Regions from separate parts of the Homo sapiens genome. Here region 2 is linked to region 1. A link is a loop called in an ENCODE intact Hi-C map of the cell type or tissue named here. Cell type or tissue: prostate gland. All regions are shown on one strand. Links, peaks and the distances in the headings refer to the core of each region. The heading gives the core; the rest is flanking DNA. Region 1 has its middle 110 kb from the start of PCAT29. Region 2 has its middle 110 kb from the start of TLE3.

Region 1 (5,381 bases), core at 67-5,066:
GGTAAAGTCATCTCAGACACCTCACAGTTCTTGATCACCATGTCTGGCCAGAACCATGCTTGAGTGTGGCATGTCTGTGAACATCATCCATCGTGTATGCATCATAGGAAGATAAAAGTCAGCCGCTCTTGACATCACCAGACCATACTGGATGATAGGTGTGGGGGTCACCACCCACCACTTTCCATGCAGGCGATCAGTTCTACATAAAGATCCAGGAGGCTGGCTGGAGAGGGCTGGAGGGGCCTCAGGAGTCAGACCATGTGGGTTTCTATCATGATCCTCCATACCCTACAGCCTCTGTTTTCCCATCTTTCAAGCAGGGATAACAACAGCACCTACTTTGGAGGGGTTTTGTGGGGATTCAATAGTATGGCTCCGCCCAGGAAAGCCCTGATGAAGGTAGAACCTGTTATTTGTGTTTACCATTGTTATTATCATCCATATCATTATTCTGCCCACCTGGACTTATTCTTTGTAAGGCTTGCCTCTCCCTCTGAACAGCCTGTATATAATCTAAGTCTATCTTTTCTGCACCAAAATTGGCCAATTTATGTGGCACCCCTCACCACCATCACTGGATGTGCCTCTAATCTAATTAGACTAATTTCAATTTCCTGGATTTAATTACTTTTAATTTAATTAATTTAGAATGCAGTATACTAGGTGATTAATTAGGAGACGTTACTGAGGGATTCGGAAGGGGAATTGCAGTATGTAAGTGTTTAAATATTATTGTGGCCATAGCCACCAGTTGTCACTTTACACAGGAGGCCGCTGAGGCCCTGGGAGGGGCAGAGCTTGGAGAACTGGGATGGGACAGGGACTCAAACAGAAGTCTCCTGGCAGCAAGCACAGAGCTCTTTCCTTTCACTGCTTTTGGCAACTCCCAGGGGAGGCAAAGAAGAGGCAGCTGATTCCAGTGACCAGCAAGTTGGAACTAAGTCATGAATTGTGGGAGGTGAGAACACACTTGGTCTTTTAATAGAGTGATATTTTACTGGGTTTTTCATGTACATAGTAAATAACCATAGGTCTCCCTCTGAGCTATCACACACTTCTGTTATTTTTCTTTTTTGCTACACACATTTACTGAGTACCTGGAATAATGAATAGTCATCACCATCATCATCATCTTAACAAACATGTATGTGGTGCTACATGCCAGATGTTGTTCTGAGTGCTTTTATATTGATTAGCTCATTTAATTGTCATCGGAGTTAAGTACTGTAAGTGAAGTACTGTTGCTTCCATTGTACTATTGCTTCCATTGTCTAGAGGACTATTGCTTCCATTGTCTACAGTACTATTGCTTCCATTGTCTAGAGGAGGGATCTGAGGCACAGAGTTAGCTCTGTCAGGAATATCTATTATTTGTGTTGTACAAAGGGACAAGTCCTAGTGAATTTCAGGCTTGTGCCAGGCAGGTGGGGGAGACAGTCTAGGGCTGGGCCCTTTAGGTCACACAGGTTTACCTACTCCACCTCTGAGAGGTAATAATAACACCAGCAAACACCTGCAGAGCCCTGACTGTGTGCCAGGTCTGCTTCTAAATCATGTTGTGTATTGACTCTGGACACACCTGCCCTACTCACTACTCCCTGAGGGTAGATTGAGCTATGGCTTTCTCCATATCTCTGTTTGTCAATCAGGACTTGAGACTACAGTTCTGATGGACCCTTGGAGGCAGAGCTGGGCCAGACCCTCTATCCTGAGCGAATCCTGCAGCATGAGCTAGATCCTTCACTCTGAAATCCAGCTCCAATTCCAAGGTTACTCATTTACCAAATGAGCCCATTGGGCATTTTCAGGGCTTTGACCCCTGTTCTCTTGGAATGTTGGGTTAGGATTCAGGTAAGAAGCCTGTGTGGTGTAGGACTTCACTCTGATGCATGAGCAATGCCTGCTAGGCCGGGACCCTCTTGCAAGGAGAAGTAAAGACACAAGAGCTGGCTTCAATATATTCCCTGTGTGGGGACTAGGACCACAGTGAGACTTTCCTCTTTATAAATGAATTTTCTAATAGTCTGAGCTGTCTTAGCTGCAATGGGCTTGTCAACAGGCCATCACTGGGGGTATCCAAACAGAAACCGATTGACAACAATTTGCTCACTTGGTCTTCTCTTCCTGGAAGGCTCATCTCTATCCTTTTTGTCAGTTAACTCCTATTCAACTTTTAAGACTCAGTCCAGGTGTCACTTCTTCTGGAAAGGCTTCCCTGTAAACCCCAACCCAGCCCCAGACTGGGCCAGATGTCCTTTGTGTTCCCATAATGTCTCAGGCATATCTTTATCATTACACCCACTATATATTGCAATGACCTGCTTATGAGTTTGTCTCCTCTAGGTTCTGTCTATGTCACCACCCTCTTCAATAACCAGGTGAGGCAGACATGATTTCCATTTGGAGGATGGAGAACCGAGGCTCAGGACCTCGCCCGTGCAGCCAAGAGGAGACAAAGATGGCTAGGTCTGGTTCCCAAGCCTAAAGACCATGATCTGTCCAGTGTGGAACACTGCAGGCCCCCAAGTTCTGTCATTTGTAAAGTCATGGGCTTGTGTGAGTCCCGAGCAATCAAAGCAGCAGAAGCAATGCTCCCAAGGGGTGCACGAGGGCCATGTTTGGAGCCATGCCAGCTTGCCAATCCTTGGCATACTCTGTACATAGCCAGATAACTACACAAGCTCACCTCATCTGCACAAACTCACTCTCTGAACACTTCTAAGGTCACCGAGAAGTCAGGGAAAAATGAGAACCAGGACAGTCAAAGCCTTTGCCTCTCCTGAAGCTATGGGGCTTGTTGCCAGAGCCAAAGCCCCTCTTAGCACTCTTATTACTTCATTTAACAAACATAAGGAGAGCCCGGCCCTCTGCTTTTAAGGGTGGATTCCATTACTATTAAGACTTCTGCGGCCCCTGAAAGATTAACTCAACAGTCACCCCTGTGAAAGCTGATCCAAGTGGAAAATCGAGTTAGAAAATTCCACCTTCCCTTCCCTCACACCTCAGCAGATTAAGGGGAAGGCCTGATGCTGAGTTATGGGGATTTATGGGAATGTGCAGTTGCTGGCTTTTAAACGCTCACTCTTTGGAATGTTGGCAACCTTGCTTCCTATAAATCGTTGCTGGTATTTCTTAGCCTTTCCTTGCCAGCAACGCGGAGGCCTGCAACACCTTTTCCGTGCAGTAGCCTGTGAAAATATTGAAGTCAGGCCCAGAAAAACACCAGCATTGAAAGGGGAAACTTTGATGTTTGCTAGTTCTTTTCAGACAACTCTTGCCAAATCTTAATTTTTCCAGTTTACAAGTAAGGGATTCTGACCATCTGTCTGCTGTCAACCGATGTTTGTTTGGATGAAGATTTTATTTTTTTCTCCCAATCTAGCACTCCTGTTCTTACAAGTAGTTTATTGGACTTCATAAATGTCAGCTTTTTGCAGGCATTTTGTAAGCAGCTTATGATTTAGTATTTAATCAAAATTGAGCAGTCAGCGTCTGTAATCAATCTGAAGCAGGAGTAACAATGAGATTGAAGCTTAAAATGCACCAGGACCACAATTTATGTCTCCCAACTATCGTTGTAAGAACTAAGTTTGCACTTGAAGGTCTGGGGTGGGGAGATGATGCAGGAAATAAACACTTATTGAGTACCTGTTGTGTGTCATTTTATGATTGTGTCAGTTATTAATTGCCAAAATAATACTGTGCAACAAACCATCCCAAACTCGGTGACTTAAAAAAATCAGTCTTTTTAGCTTGTTGGTCTGATGAGTCAGGTGGGAGGTCCTCTTGGCCTTGGCAGAGCTCTTTATGTGTTGGGGATGTGTTGGCTGCTGGGTGATCTTTGCTGGCCTCGTCTGGGACAACTAGGGCATATTGGCTCCATTCTGTGTGTTTCTCACCCTCCAGCAGGCTAGCTGAGGCATGTTCTCATGGCCATGGCAGAGTGCAAAAGTAAGCAAACCCAGTCTGTAAGCACTTTCTCAAATTTCTGCTTGTGTCACATTTGTTAACATCTCACTGGCCAAAGCAAGTGACATGGCCGAACTCTGAATCACAGAGTTCACGCAGGCTGCTCTAACAAAATTCCATAGACTAGGTAGCTTATAAACAACAAAAATTTATTTCTCAGAGATTTGGAGATTGGGAAGTCCAAGATCAAGGTGTGCAGACAGATTTGGTGTCTAGTGAGGACCCGCTTCTTTGTTCGTAGATGTTGCCTTCTCACTGTGTCTTCATGTGGCGAAATGGGCAAGGCAGTTCTCTGGGGCCTTTTTTCAAAAGGGTAGTAATCCCATTCATGGGATTACTCATGACCTAATCATCTCCCAAAGGCCCCATCTTCTAATACCATCATGTTGGTGTTTAGGTTTCAGCATATACGTTTTGGGAGAAGGCAAACATTCCACCCACAGCAGGGAGAAAGACTCTCTCTCTTCACAGCAGGAGGACTTACAAAGTCACAGGCAAAGTTCATGGGCACAGAGAAGGGTGAAGAATCAGGGCCCTAAAACAATCAGTCTATCACAGTGATGCTGGAAATCCCTGAAGGAGGTAATTATTATAACCGCCATCTCCAGACGGAGAAATTCAGAGATTAAACCATTTGCCCAAGGGTTCTCGACAGTTAGCAAAGAAGTCAGAATTCTTTCTTGGCCTAAATCTTAAGCAGTTTACTTTTGTCTCTCTGAATCTACTTTTCTCTAGACATAGGTAAAGCAAGAGTAGTGGGAGGCTCTCAGAAATCATCAATTCGCCACCCTCATTTTAAACATGGCCTCTAGAAGGGGAGCGAATTGCCTAAGGTCTTACAGGGGAATGGAAGGACACAGGAAGGCCCAGCTTTCAGGACAGCACTCTTCCTGCGCCCAGGAAGAGCCGTGCATCTCCAATCTTTCACAGTGCTGTCTTCTGCAGGAAGCTGCTGAGGACTTTGAACTCCCCCTCTCAGACTTGAATACAGTATCCACTAGGCAGGCTCTACAGAGACCTGGCTTGGTCATGGCAGCCTTAAGAAAATGTAGCAAAATTACTCTAAGGGGCTCCCAGATGGAGCAAGGATGGCAAAGGCCTTTGCTAGGTTTACTAGAGAGGCATATTGAATGTTGGCAGCCTTTTATGACATCATGATTAAATTCCTTCCTTGGTTGGTCCTATGAAATGAATTCATATGTTGAAGCCTAAACTCCCAATGTGACTGTATCTGGAGATAAGACCTTTAGGAATTAATTAAATTAAATGAAGTCATAAGGGTGGGGCCCTAATCCAACAGTACTGTGCCCTTATAACAGAGAAGAAGGCCGGGCATGGTGGCTCATGCCTGTAATCCCAGCACTTTGGGAGGCCAGGGTGGGTGGATCGCCTGAGGTCAGGAGTTCAAG
Region 2 (5,381 bases), core at 109-5,108, 500 kb after region 1:
AGGTAATACTTTCAAAACAGAGATGAGATCTGGTTTTAATAAAGCGCATTGGAACAAATGGTGGAATAATGACTTAATAAATCTAAATACAAATATTTTGTTCCGTCTCCAAAATGAACAGCCCTGGCATCTGCCGAGCCTGGGCCTGGGCGAGGGGGCGGCACCGTAGTGTTACTGTATTCTTTCACTCCCTCAGCAGGCTCGAAGATTTTAATTTTTAGCCTTCTGCTAAATTACATGGGCTGTCAGTCAACTGTGGGAGATATTTTGAGTAGGGAGATTTATACAAACACACAGAGCACACTCGGAAGACTCCGCACAATATCTTTTACACCGGCCGGGATGTAAATCATAGGTTGTTGGGAACCCGATTACAGCTCTTCTGGAAATAGACTGCAGAGAAACCATTAGTAGCAGGAGGAATCTGGTGGCCCTCTTTGGTGCCCACTCACCCCAGTAGTAACCAGAGAAGCTCTTTGCTTGTTCTTTTTAGTACCTTTTCCCATGACTTCCCATCCCAACTCCATCCTCCTTCCCATCCCAACTCCAAACACACACACACACACCTGCGGGTTGGGTTTGGCCCAGGTGCTATGAGTTTGCAAACTCTATGCAAAGCCATGGCACACGGCCCAAACCCGACCCACAGGTGTGTGTGTGTGTGTGTGTGTGTGTGCGTTTTGCTCGGCTAAACAATGTTGGCCTGCACACAGGGCAATTTAAAAAAATTAATGAAGACATTTTGAAATCAAGACATTCCCCATAAAATGTATATTTCCAGCTTCTCCTGATAGATCTGAAAATCTAGCCAGCAACGTGCAGTTTGCTGTCCTGCGTGGTGACAGTGAGTGGAACTGAAGATGTCAGGTGAATGTGGCTTCCACTGCTCCTCACTGCCCCACAATCCCCATGCTCCACCTGCTTTACTTATGTTGTCTGCCTGGTCTCCAAGGCCATGACATTTTTGACCACTGGTATAAATTCATCCCTTTTTACACATGATGGTCTGTGGCTCAGGAAATGTATTTGAAAATCACAAATAATGTATGCATAAATCACTAATGCATATATTATTATGCACTCAAATCTGGGTTTATTAAATAAGAAAAATGAAGACAATATAATATATAATATTAACGTAAAATTAATGTCACAGATATATACGTGTGTGTGTGTATATATATGTGTGTGTGGGTGTGAATGGAGAGAGAGACAGGGAGAGAGAGAAGGGAGGTTTCAATGATTCTTGCTTGGGAAAGACTGCTCTTTATTCCATTCTAGTCTGTTTCATCTTTTTCAATAGATGCTGGTTGTTACACTGATGTTCTTAACTTGACAGAGTTAAAAGCTGGTAACTTTATGCCAGTCCCCTATATTTTACTGATCTGTGAAATCCCAAAGAATGGGTATTCCTTGCCCCAGTTATGAGATATTTGTGGATTCTCAGAATAGGAGGGCAGCTCTGAGGGCATCCGCTCATCATCCATCCATCCTTACATACATCTACCTGTGTGTCCCTCCATCCACCCGTTCACTGATACTTGTTCATCCATGTGTCCATACATTTGTTCAACTGTCCATATATACATACATACATCTGCTTGTCTATCTATCCATTCATACATCCGTTCATCTGTACATCCATCCTTCCACCTACCCATCTATACATTCACCCAACTGTCCAATGCCCAGAGCTCCCCTTCCTGCTAGTCTGCCCTCTCCAAGTAGATATCCAGTAAGTCTTCCTGTTCTGGGCAGCTCTGGCTGTTAGAGAGTTCTTCCTGTGGAAACCTGTGTCCTCACTGAAACACGTGTCCCTGTGACTTCCAGCTGTCAGTCTGCTTGAGGGCTTTGCAAATACTCAAACCTCATACCTCTGTCAACTCCTTAACAGAACTCTCTATCCTCCTTCCTCAAGCTTCATCGCTCATCAAAGGCCACAAGTCTTTTCTTCTCCTGGACAGATTCCTTGGAGCCCTTCCATGAATCCTTCTGTAACAGGAATTTGGAACTTCTTGGCCAGGCTCCCTGTTCTTCCTCATGATGGCATTTCACTGTGGGCCCTGAGCATCCCAGAGTTTAGTGGGCTCTCTGCTCTCTCACCATGGATGCTGTTTCTATGGCCTCATTTGGGGTCTGGATGTCCTCATCTCACTGGTGACATGTGGGTTGTCAGGTCCCCCAAGCCTGCTAGTTATTTTCACACATACCACTAATTTCCCATGTGGACATCAACAGTGACCATGGACCCAGCTGAAAAAGTGCATTTTTGGGGTTTTATTTTCCTGCCAGAAGGGATTAAAAGTATTTCCTCCTGTTAAACATTATTTTCAACCACTTGCCATCAATGTTAACATCCTCAACAAGACCTGGCTTTATGCAGCATGAACTGGTTGGCTTCCCTACAAAGAGGAATTTCTGGGTCTGAGAAGGCCTCTCCATGCCCCAACCCCCAATACTTCTCTTGTCTGCAGGTGAAGCTTGGCGTTTCCCCATTAGCACATCATTGATTTTGTAAGGCTTTGGGCCTGGTTAGGATACTCATGTGCCCTTGAATGGGAGGTGGGTTTACATCATGCTCTATTCTTGGTCATTTATGCCACGTGTGGGGACATGAAGGTTTTTAAGGTCAAAGTTTGATAGAAGGTGAAAGAGAGCCGCTAGGAAGGCCTGGTCTTGAGCTGGGGTGGGAAAATAGACAAAATGGAAAGCACAAAGTTCAACTTCACTCTTTTGCCTTAAATGAGGTTGAGATGGTTCTCTCAATACTCAGTGAATCTTATGCTTTTCAGTGCCCATTGTACAATGCCACCGCTTCTCAGAGGCTCTGCCTTCCTCACAGCATGCTAAGGTCCTTGGCTTCTCTTGTGTTCCTCTCTGAGCCCCACTCCAGGCCTGGTGCTCCTTTCTCACACATTCCTCGACTAGGACCAGATGATCCATGGAGACTCAGCCCTGGTCTTCCTATGGGCTGCACTCCGAGATGGGGGGACTCATCCACTCCGAATCACCAGCAGCTACCTCGGGGCCCCCTGCGACACTGATGAGCCAACCAGCGTGTTTGTTTATGTGCCCACAGTAGTGGGAGGGCCTTTTGTGAAGGGGAGAGGCAGCTTGGCATTACTAGAAGGACATGTTCAGACACCCAAGGATGTGTGTGCCAGGACCAGAAACACTTCCCTTCCTGGGAGACAGGAAGGGCTGGTGGAGGAGTTGGAACTGCTGGAGGACATTCCAGGCACAGCATGGGATATGACTTGTGAGCGGGATGGAGCTCAGTGACAGGAAGGAGGTTGCCACAGTCGATTTTATGTATCAACTTGACCAGACCAAGAGATGCCCAGATAGCTGGTAAAACATGATTGCTGGGTGTGTCTATGAGGGTGTCTGGAAGAGATTAGCACTGGAATCCATAGACTGAGTAAACATGATTGCCCTCACCAATGCAAGTGGGCATCATGAGGGCCTCTGAGAACCTGTTTACAACAAGAAGCAGAGGAGGGGCGAATTTGCTCTCTGGGACATTCCTTTCCTCCTGCCCTCATACAACGGTGCTCCGGGTCCTCAGGCCCTCAGACTCAGTCTAGGACCAACAGCATCAGCCCCACAATTCTCAGGCTTAGGACTCAAACTGGGACTTACCCCACTGGTTCCCTTCTTAGGCCTTTGGACTGAGATTGAATTACTTCACTGGCTTTTCTTGGCCTCCAGCTTGCTGACAGCAGACTGAGGGACTCAGCCTCCCTAGTCACATGAGCTGATCCCTCATCATAAATCTCATTTTGTATATCTCTATACATCCTACTGGTTCTGTTTCTCTGGAGAACCTGCTAGCACAGAGAGAGATAGACAGATGGGGGAAGTGATGGTGGGAAGGGTGGCGGTGTGGAATGGGTCTGAGTGAACTAGCAGGTTCACAACAACTATTAATGATGACTCTTGTATCTCAAGCACTTCCTATGTGTCAGACACTGGGCTGACTGCTTAATATAAATAATCTAATTTCACCCTCCCTGCAGATGCTTAGGAGTGACAGGATGAAACTGATTTCCTCATTTACTTGGGAATATTCACATAGTAAGCTGCTCTACCTTCTTCCAATAGAGAATTCTGAATATACCCTCTGAGCTTACCTCCTCCAACCTTCTCCTAAAGTGGAGGGAGGGGTAGGGAAGGGGAGGAGAAGAGTCCTGTGCACATGGCACTGCGGGGAGCACTTCATGATCACACTGTGTGAGATGTTTCAGAGCAACTGGGGAGATGGCAAGAGGATTGGGGAGTGAAGAAAGCGATTTTGCGGGGGAAAGTTATTGTGTATAATTTGAGAGTTTCTAGTAAAAATGGAATTCCTTCTCAATTATTTTTGGCTGCAGAATTGGACTGGACCACATGGGGCCCTGAATTTATAAAGGTTACATAGTTGTGATTGTCTTTATTTATAGATGAGGCAACGAATGCTAAGAAAAGTTAAGTGATTTCCTCAAGACCACGCTGCTAGAAGCGATGAAGTCAGGACTTGAACATGGGCCGCCTGCCTCTGCGCAATGCACTTGCTCTCTCTGCTGCATATTTCCCGGGTCTAAATAAGTGAGAGAAACATTTCCTCATAGACATTTAGACACAGAAAAGACACAGAGCCATCCCTCCCAACTGTTTGATCAGTAGAGAAACCAAGGACCAGAGGAAGGGAATGACTGGCCCAAAGTCAGATGTGGAATGCGACCTCGGATGGACCCCAGCTTTCTGCCCCAACGAGTGTGATTCTCTGTGCTGAGGGCTTACCATGAAGCAGACACTGTGCCTAGGGCTTTACAAGCAACATCTCTTTAATCTCTAACAGTTCTCAGAGGCAGGTGACACTATCCCCAATTTATAGAACAGGAAACCTAGTGGCTTGCCTGCATTCATACAGCTCAGAAATAGCAAGGCTGGAATTTGAAACCCAGCCTCTTTGACTCAAACCCACGCTTATCAACAGCTCTTTCTCCCCCTGGCTTTCTTGCTTATGGTTACTAACATAATAGAATGCTTTTGGTTCTCTAATTTCAATGTCTAAAACAAAATTATACTCTATTTATAGTCAGGTCAAACATCTAGGTAGAAACAAACACTTTTCATGCAGAATTTGAAATTGTTTGTAATTATTTTCAGAGAGGAAGGATGGGGAAGGTTGGGGTGTAGACAGGGCGAGGGACTAGCCTGCTGGGTGAGGTTTCTCAACCAATGATGCAGAACTGGACAGAGAGAGGCCTCTGGGAGTTATTTGTTTCTTCTTCTCCCACTGGAATCATGTTGACAAATTCATTCCTACTGTAAGGTGGGTGATTGACCTCTGCTTTACCCTGAGGATGCTGGACACCAATACTGACACACATGTGCAT

The links. Hi-C counts contacts between places; a loop is a spot of excess contacts. Peaks named below come from ENCODE experiments on the same cell type or tissue, not always from the same donor. Only the 100,000 strongest peaks of a DNase experiment are listed, where the experiment ranks them.
Region 2: a loop joins it to region 1, with 2.2 times the contacts of the local background. A loop is called at or near these places in 1 of 110 quality-filtered maps.

What each region holds. Positions count from the first base shown.
Region 1 is chr15:69,700,563-69,705,943 of GRCh38, forward strand. No RefSeq gene overlaps it. Among named protein-coding and RNA genes, the nearest start is that of PCAT29, 110 kb to the left of the region's middle. In prostate gland, for the core only: no CTCF peak of the experiment used is centred there; DNase peaks (open chromatin) are centred at 3,149 and 3,879.
Region 2 is chr15:70,200,959-70,206,339 of GRCh38, forward strand. No RefSeq gene overlaps it. Among named protein-coding and RNA genes, the nearest start is that of TLE3, 110 kb to the left of the region's middle. In prostate gland, for the core only: no CTCF peak of the experiment used is centred there; DNase peaks (open chromatin) are centred at 626 and 3,184.